Regions from separate parts of the Homo sapiens genome. Here region 1 is linked to region 2. A link is a loop called in an ENCODE intact Hi-C map of the cell type or tissue named here. Cell type or tissue: heart left ventricle. All regions are shown on one strand. Each heading gives the region's core, and the rest is flanking DNA. Links, peaks and the distances in the headings are about the cores only.

What was found. Hi-C counts contacts between places; a loop is a spot of excess contacts. Peaks named below come from ENCODE experiments on the same cell type or tissue, not always from the same donor. Only the 100,000 strongest peaks of a DNase experiment are listed, where the experiment ranks them.
Region 1: it touches region 2 in a loop (3-fold over the local background); 28 of 110 quality-filtered maps call a loop at or near these places.

Annotation. Positions count from the first base shown.
Region 1 is chr20:47,301,601-47,305,989 of GRCh38, forward strand. All of the region lies in intron 3 of ZMYND8 (zinc finger MYND-type containing 8), which reads right to left. Among named protein-coding and RNA genes, the nearest start is that of ZMYND8, 53 kb to the right of the region's middle. In heart left ventricle, for the core only: a CTCF peak has its summit at 2,204 (motif pointing left); no DNase peak of the experiment used is centred there; H3K27ac peaks cover 1,257 bases.
Region 2 is chr20:47,381,817-47,386,205 of GRCh38, forward strand. LINC01754 (long intergenic non-protein coding RNA 1754) reads right to left here. Exons shown (of 3, transcript NR_146496.1): 3 at 950-3,203. Among named protein-coding and RNA genes, the nearest start is that of ZMYND8, 27 kb to the left of the region's middle. RefSeq lists an enhancer at 1,579-2,431. In heart left ventricle, for the core only: CTCF peaks have their summits at 2,380 (motif pointing left) and 2,590; DNase peaks (open chromatin) are centred at 2,385 and 3,005; H3K4me3 peaks cover 542 bases; H3K27ac peaks cover 1,255 bases.

The DNA.
Region 1 (4,389 bases), core at 65-4,064, 80 kb before region 2:
TCCTGACAACCACCCAGAAAGGTACTAAGAGCACTCCCTAATGAGAAAATCAGAAATCAAAAATGCTCCAAAATCCTTAAGTTTTTGAGCACTAACATGAAGCCACAAGTGATCTCTTGTGATGAGTCACATATATTATTTAAAATATTGTATAAAATTACCTTCAGGCTATGTGTATAAGGTATGTGATATGGTTTGGCTGTGTCCCCACCCAAATCTCATCTTGAATTGTAATTCCCATAATCCCCATGTGTCATGGGAGGGACCCAGTGGGAGGTAATTGAATCATGGAAGTAGTTACCTCCATGATGTTCTGGTGATAGTAAGTTCTCACAAGATCTGATGGTTTTATAAGGAGCTTTTCCTCCTCTTTGCTCTGCACTTCTCCTCGAAGCAGCCATGTGAAGGACGTGTTTGCTTCCCCTCCCCACCTTGATTGTAAGTTTCCTGAGGCCTCCCCAGCCATGCTGAACTGTGAGTCAATTAAACTGCTTTCCTTTATACATTACCCAGTCTCGGGTATGTCTTCATTAGCAGCATGAGAACAAACAAACTAATACAGTATGTATGAAACATAAATGAATTTTATGTTTAGGCCAGGCGTGGTGGCACGCCTGTAATGTCAGCACTTTGGGAGGCCGAGGTGGGTGGATCACCTGAGATCAGGAGTTCCAGACCAGCCTAGGCAACATGGTGAAACTCCATCTCTACAAAAAATATAAAAATTAGCTGGGCATGGTGGCACATGCCTGCTACTCAGGAGGCTGAGGCAGGAGAATCGCTTCAACTCAGGTTGCAGTGAGCCAAGATTACACCACTGCACTCCAGCCTGAGCGAAAGAGCGAGACATCATCTCAAAAAAATATATATCTATGTGTTTAGGCTTGGGTCCCATCCCCGAGATATCTCACTATGTATATGCAAATATTCCAAATTAAAAAATAAAAAAAAACACTTCTGGTCCCAAGATGAATAAGGAATACTCAACCCATACTAGTCTTACTTGATGTGTAGAAAAACTTGGTTACTTGGTTAAAGATATTTATCTGACCTTGGAGCCCAGAGCAAAGACTCAAACCTGGGTCTCCCAGCACACTCTCTCTTCCCTATAGCCCTCATAAGACAACGTTGAATCCAGGAGAGTGTGTGTTGACTTAGAGACCCCCTCAGAGAACATTATCTGCAATGCAAACTAAGTTCAGATTAGTGCACAAAGCTAGAGGGGAAAAAACATCTGAAAAATAAGATGACTACTAAAAACCTGACAGAAGGGGACAGCATCCAGGGCACAGGCTCTCAATCTTGGTACTGGTGACACTGGGGGCCAGAAAAGTATTTGTTGTGGGAGACGTCCTGTGCATTGCAGGGCAGGTAGAAGCATACCTGGCTAGATTCCAGTAATACTCTAACACCCTCACACACGTAATTAGGACAACCAAAAACGTCTCCAGACTTTGCCCAACGTCCCTTGGAGGTCAAAACTGTCCCTAGCTGAGAACCACTAATGTAGAGGGTCTGCTCTCTGCCTAGGAAAATGGTTGCTTCGAATTTATTGTAGGGGTATGGGGGTGCTAAAGAGGAGATGGGTGAGGAGCAGCAGGAAGGGGAAGAGAGGGCGGGGAACTCCTGTTGAAAGATAAGCTATACATACCAAGCAAGCAGAACTATTTCCCTTCTTTTTCTTTTTTTTCAGAACTATTTCTACCCCGAGTGAGGTCTTCTAGGATGCTACTGTGGTTTTTGAAAGATAACAGTCAGCCGTATTTTCAGTATCTGACTTCTTTTCAGTAAGTTAATAATACAATAGGAAGAGTTGTTAAGAAGCTAGAAGAATCAGCTGGGCACAGTGGCTCACGCCTGTAATCCCAGCACTTTGGGAGGCCAAGGCAGGTGGATCACCTCAGGTCAGGAGTTCAAGACCAGCCTGGCCAACATGGCGAAACCCCGTCTCTACTAAAACTATAGGTGGGCGCCTGTCCAGCTACTCAGGAGGTTGAGGCAGGAAGAAGTGCTTGAACCCGGGAGGTGGAGGTTGCGGTGAGCCAAGATCACACCACTGCACTCCAGCCTGTGTAACAGAGCAAGACTCTGTCTCAAAAAAAAAAAAGAAGCTGGAAGAATCAAATATGACTGTACATCTCCCTAACCAGCAACTCAAATCCTCTCTGTCTGATAGTAGCCGAGGTACTGATCCTCCAAAATTAAGTTTCTCCTGGTGCTCCCCTCCCAACCCCACCACCTCCTGGCTGGGGCTGGCTGCCCCTAGGAGGATCCCGAGGACTGCCTGGCTGCTCTGTACTCTTTTCAGAAGATTTTCTCCTTTCCTGAAACAGCAGCAGTTGCTGAGAGCTAGATGCCTGGTTAATCTCCTTATCAATCAGATATTTTCCTTATCTGCTGCTTGTAAGTGTTTCCTGTTCCATAAAAATAATCTGATAACAAATATGGAACATTTTAAAAAGGGAAAGCAAATCATTTCTGAGATATGATTTTTCTCCCCTACATGTATAATGTGTGTTACCAGTTTGATAACTAGGGAAACAGGTTGCAACCTGTGTTATCATGGAATATTTGCAGGTTATTAAGGGATACTGCAGAAGAGAAAATGTTCTTATTTCCCTGCTTCCATAGGCTGGCTAACAAGAAAGTAGAAAAGGCCCTGTCTATTTGCTTCTGGAATACCTTCAATGATACCAGGAACCGGCAAACTTTTCCTATAAAGGCTTCTATAAGGATAGTAAATACTTGAGGCTTTGCAGGCCATAAGGCCTCTATCGCAAATACTCAATTTGGCCACTGTAGGGCAAAAGCACACACAGACAGTACATAAATGAATGACTGTAGCTGTGTGCCAATAAAACTCTATAAACACAGGCTTCAGGCAGCATCTAGCCCACAGGCTGTAGTTGCAGACACCTGGTCTACATAAACCAGAGTATGGGTGCTCTGGCTGTGTGTAAACACAAGGTCCATGTGTGGACGATGAGGACCATAGACTCCAGTTCCTACAGAGGCCACACAGGGACCATACCTGAGTGAAAAAAACCATAGCTTCAGCTATCATTCTCCTACATCTGGTAAAAGCATGAATACTGTGAAGTATGTAAGAAAGAACCACCTAGCCCTGGAGTGTGAGGATGCACTGGCATTCAACCTCGCAGTGGGGGAGACAGCAGGGCTGGGCAGAGCTCAGACCCATCTTACAGAGGCAGCCCCCACTCAGCTCCAGTGATCCAAGGAGTTGGGCAGACACAAACTCCTAGTGTTGCCTGACCTTGGGGAGAAACTGGCAATCCCTGCACTCCCCTGAACTATCTCAACTGTTAATACACTGTCTCAGCCCAACAAAAGACTTCTGTGGGCCTAGTGCAGTGGTTCACACCTCTAATCCCACCAATTTGGGAGAATGAGGTGGGAGAACAGCTTGAGCCCAGGAGTCCGCGACCAGCCTGGGCAGCAAGACCCTATCTCTACAAAAAGTTAAAAAAAAAAAATTAGCCAGGCATGTTGGGGAACAGCTGTAGACCCAGCTACTTGGGAGGCTGAGGTGGGAGGATCACTTGAGCCCAGGAGGTCAAGGCTGTAGTAAGCCACAATGACACCACTGTACTCCAGCCTGGACAACAGAGCAAAGCCCTGCCTCTTTTTTTTTTTTCTTTTTTCTGAGACAGAGTCTCGCTCTGTCACCCAGGCTGGAGTGCAGTGGTGCGATATTGGTTCACTACAACCTCCGAGGTTGAAGCGATTCTCATGTCTCAGCCTCCCGAGCAGCTGGGATTACAGGTGCGCACCACCATGCCTGGCTAATTTTTCTATTTTTAGTAGAGATGAGGTTTCACCATGTTGCCCAGGTTGGTCTCGAACTCCTGGCCTCAGGTGATCTGCCCACCTTAGCCTCCCAAAGTGCTAGGATTACAGGCATGAGCCACCAGGCCTGGGCCTGCAAAGCCTTGTTTCTTTCAAAAAAAAAAAAAAGCAAGCAAAAAAAGACTTCAAGTGTCCCAGTTTTTAGGGCAACATGTGGGCCCAAGAAAATAAGTACTAGCCACTCATTCATGATATGCAGACACCCTGTCCTCAGAGAAGGTGAAGAGGGGCCCCATCATTTCTTTGCTATATTTGATCAAAGATGCACCTAAGGCCATTCTGTACAAATCTGCTGGCACGTTATTTCTCAATCCTTTAATGCAAGGGAAAAAAACCAAAACACCTCCCAACAGGATGTTTGAACTCAAATGTGTCAGAACTAAAGAGCAGAGTGGTATTTATCTGTAAAGACCCTGACGTCATTTGGGGCAAGGCATTTCTTGCCCCATATACTACAGGACATCCATTTAGCAACCTGACCCTCCTCCACAAAACGCCGAGAGCATCTTCCCAGGCATTCTC
Region 2 (4,389 bases), core at 264-4,263:
GAGCTGAGATCATGTCACTGCACTCCAGCCTGGGCGACAGAGCAAGACTCCATCTCAAAAAAAAAAAAAAAAAATTTATAAAAGCACAGGGTCTTCCAGAAATTGTGGATTAATTGGTCTGGGGAGACGACCAAGCATTTGATTTTTGTTGTTTTTTTTTTTTGTTTCTTTGAGTTGTAGTCTCGCTCTGTCACCCAGGCTGGAATGCAATGGTGCGATCTGCGCTCACTGCAACCTCCGCCTCAAAGGTTCAAGCAATTCTCCTCCCTCAGCTTCCCAAGTAGCTAGGATTATAAGCACCTGCCACCATGTCCGGCTAATTTTATTGCATTTTTAGTAGAGACGGGGTTTCACCATGTTGGCCAGGCTGGTCACAAACTCCCAACCTCAAGTGATCCACCCGCCTCGGCCTCCCAAAATGCTGGGATTATAGGTGTGAGCCACCGCACCCAGGTTGATATAGTTTTTAAAGAGCCCCAGCTGATTCTAATGTGTAGCCACGGTTGAGCGCCACTGTTCTAGAAAACTACAAGTTTAAACTAGAACAAAAAGAGGCATTTTGGCCCGGCACAGTGGCAAACGCCTGTAATCCCAGCTACCTGGGAGGTTGAGGCAGAATCGCTTGAACCCGGGAGGAGGAGGTTGCAGTGAGCTGAGATGGCACAACTGCACTACAGCCTGGGCAACAGAGTGAGACTCCGTCTCAAAAAAAAAAAAAAAAGCAGGGGGAGGGGAGGCATTTTGGCATGTCCATCACTAATGGGATATACACGCACACCATATCCTGGGTTGTAGCTTTGCAGGCAGTAAATCTAATTTTTTAATTTTTTTCAATTTCAGCTCCACTCCTAACTAACTATGATTTAGGGCTGTAGGGAAGAAAAAGTACCTTTTCCTCACCCATCACAAGGTTCATGGCTAACACCCCTAAAGACAGATTAACAAGAGATAAGCATGACAAATTTATTTAACCCAAGTTTTGAGTGACTCAGGAGTCTTCCAAAGTGAAGAACCGTGACCCAGGGCACCTGTGTTTTTATGGACAGTCAAGCAGCAGTGTCACAGGAGGACAAAAGGGTTTGATCCAATGATGTACACAGTGGGAACTTAGCAAGGCCTGTGAGTTTAGTCTTCATGGTCTCCACGGACAGGACCGGACCCCCTCTGGAATGAGGGGCTTGGGGCCTACTTTCAGGAGAGGCAGGTCAGAGAAACCTTGAGTGGCCCACTGCAGAAGAGGAAGGCAGGAGAAGGTCAGAGAGTGACCTTCCTGCTTCTATGGTTTCCTCAAATTCCTTCAGCTTCAAATGCTCAGTTTGCCAAAGTGCTGTAATTTGGGGTATTGTGTTCCAAACCCCTACAGGAGAAGTCCCTACTGCTCTAAGCAGACTTGAGCAGGCATCAGAAGCACGTGGGCAGCTTGCTAAACACTGATTGAGGGACTCACCCCCACCAAGTTTCTCAGTTGAAAGATTTGAGAATCTGCATTTCTTGAAATTCTCAGGCCTTTTGATTAAGAAACTCTTTTTTTTTTTTTTTTTTTTTTTTGACAGAGTTTCACTCTTATTGCCTAGGCTGGAGTGCAATGGCATGATCTCGGCTCACTGCAACTTTAGCCTCCCTGGTTCAAGCGATTCTCCTGCCTCAGCCTCCTAAGTAGCTGAGATTACAGGGGCCCGCCACCACGCCCAGCTAATTTTTGTATTACAGGTGCCACCACGCCCAGCTAATTTTTGTATTTTTAGTAGAGACGGGGGTTTCACCACATTAGCCAGGTTAGTCTTGAACTCCTAACCTCAGGTGATCCATCCGCCTCGGCCTCCCAAAGTGCTGGGATTACAGGCGTGAGCCATCACACCCGGCAGATTAATAAATTCAATCAAGGACTTTGGGGGAAGTGGGGCTGAGAATTTGCATTTCTATCAAACGCCATCAGAATTTAGCAGGTGCTGCTGCTGATCCAGGGAACAGGCTTTGAGAACCAGGGCTCAGTTGATTACTAGTATAATTAACAACCTCTGATCCCATCACTGGCTCCCATTTCAGAGCAATGGTTGGTGCCTGCAAGCTTTCATCTCACTGTGTCCACACACAATCCCATGGGGTCCCAGTGTTCTTATGGATGAGGTTACCACGGCTGCAACATTCACAGTGAATTGTCCAGGGTCACGCAGCTGCAGCCAAAGTCTGGGGTGGAACACAGGTCTAATTACAAGCAGGAGAGAACCTGGGCAACACTTTCTTTGGGAGCATCAAAGCAAGCTCTCCCACCACCTGCTTGAGCACTTCCAAATCCTGCCGACATACCCAACCCTGCAACAGGCAAAGAGCCTCGCCTCCTGCTGGGAGAGCAGCTTCTTGCGGCGCGGCCTTCGCGAAACTCCGTGGAGAAATGGCGCCCCCTGGTGGCTCCAGAGAGAGCAGCGTTCCATTCTCCGGGCTGGGAGCTCTGGTCTCATGCGTCATGGACATTCTTGGACCCCATCACTAACATGGAAAATATTATTCAGTCCATTCCATCCTAGGAAAGAACTCAGGGTGCTGAAAGGAGGTGGGGACTTCAGAGCTCAGGAATGTAAAGGAAGGGCGGCGGACCGAGCCCTGGGGCTCTCAGGGGGCTGGAATGGTTAAAGCACAGCTGAGAACAATTCGGAGTTTCACCTTTGACCTTCCCAAAGACTTCTGCTGAGGAATTTTCTTTCTTTTTTTTTTTTTTTCTTTCAGACGGTGTTTCACTTTTGTCGCCAAGGCTGGAGTGCAATGTCGTGATCTCGGCTCACTGTAACCTCTGCCTCCCGGGTTCAAGTGATTCTCCTGCCTCAGCCTCCTGAGTTGCTGGGATTACAGGCGTGCACCAGCTAATTTTTGTATTTTTAGTGGAGACGGGGTTTCGCCACGTTTGGCCAGGCTGGTCTCAAACTCCTGACCTCAGGTGATCCACCCACCTTGGTCTCCTAAAGTGCTGGGATCACAGGTATGAGCCAGCGCGCCCGGCGGAGGAATTTTCAGTACTAAAGCTATAGTGTTGTGATGAGAGTCCGGCGTGCTCCCTGAATGCCGGTGCCCGATTCATAACCTAGTGCATTCGTTCACACATTATTCATTCAACAGATAAGCTTTTGCGTGCAGTACTATTCTGGGTGCTGGGACCACCGAAATCAGCAGAACAGACAGAATCTTTGCCTTCACGGATGCCTCCTGCCCTAGAACAGTGAATGAATGAATACATCAATAGGTAGAACACATGGAAAATAGATGACACTTAATAAAGAGATGTCATTGAGATGACACTTAAGCAAAACCCGGAGTGAGGAGAAAGAGCAGGTATCTGGTGAAGAAGTGTTCCAGGCAGAGAGAATGGTAAGAGCAAAGCCCCCGGGGCGTGGGTGTGTTTCTCTAACATGTTTGAGTTCTTTTTTTTTTTTTTTTGAGACGGAGTCTCCCGCTCTGTTGCCCTGGCTGGAGTGCAGTGGCGCCATCTTGGCTCACTGCAAGCTCCGCCTCCTGGGTTCACGCCATTCTCCTGCCTCAGCCTCCCGAGTAGCTGGTATTACAGGTGCCCGCCACCACGCCCGGCTAGTTTTTTGTATTTTTAGTAGAGACGGGGTTTCACCATGTTAGCCAGGATGGTTTCGATCTCCTGACCTTGTGATCCGCCTGCCTTGGCCCCCCAAAGTGCTGGGATTACAGGCGTGAGCCACTGCGCCCGGCCTTTTTTTTTTTTTAAATTAAAAAAATAAGGGCCAGGCACAGTGACTCACGCCTGTAATCCCAGCACTTTGGGAAGCCTAGTGGGGTGTATTACCTGAGGTCAGGAGTTTGAGACCAGCCTGGCCAACGTGGTGAAACCCCATCTCTACTAATTTGCTGGGCATGGTGGCACGCGCCTGTAGTCCCAGCTCCTTGGGGGGCTGAGGCAGGAGAATTGCTTGAACCTGAGAGGCTGAGGTTCCAGCAAGCCGAGATTGTGCCATTGCACTCCAGCCTGGGCGACAAGAATGAAACTGTCTCAAAGAAAGAAAAAAAATAAAAATAAATATGGTGCTGGGCGTGGTGGCTCATGCTGTAATCCCACCACTTTGGGAGGTAGAGGTCAGGAGTTGGAGACCAGCCTGGCCAACATGGTGAAACCCCCTCTCTACTAAAAATACAAAAATTAGCTGGGCATGGTGGCCTGTAATCCCAGCTACTTGGGAGGCTGAGGCATGAGAATCACTTGAACCCAGGAAGCGAAGGTCGCAGTGAGCCAAGATCATACCACTGCACCCCAGCCTGGGTGACAGAGCAAGACTCCGTCCCCCTCACCCCCAAAAAAGAGAGAGATGGGGTCTCTCTATGTTGCCCAGGCTGGTGTCGACCTCCTGGGCTCAAGGGATCCTCCTATCTTGG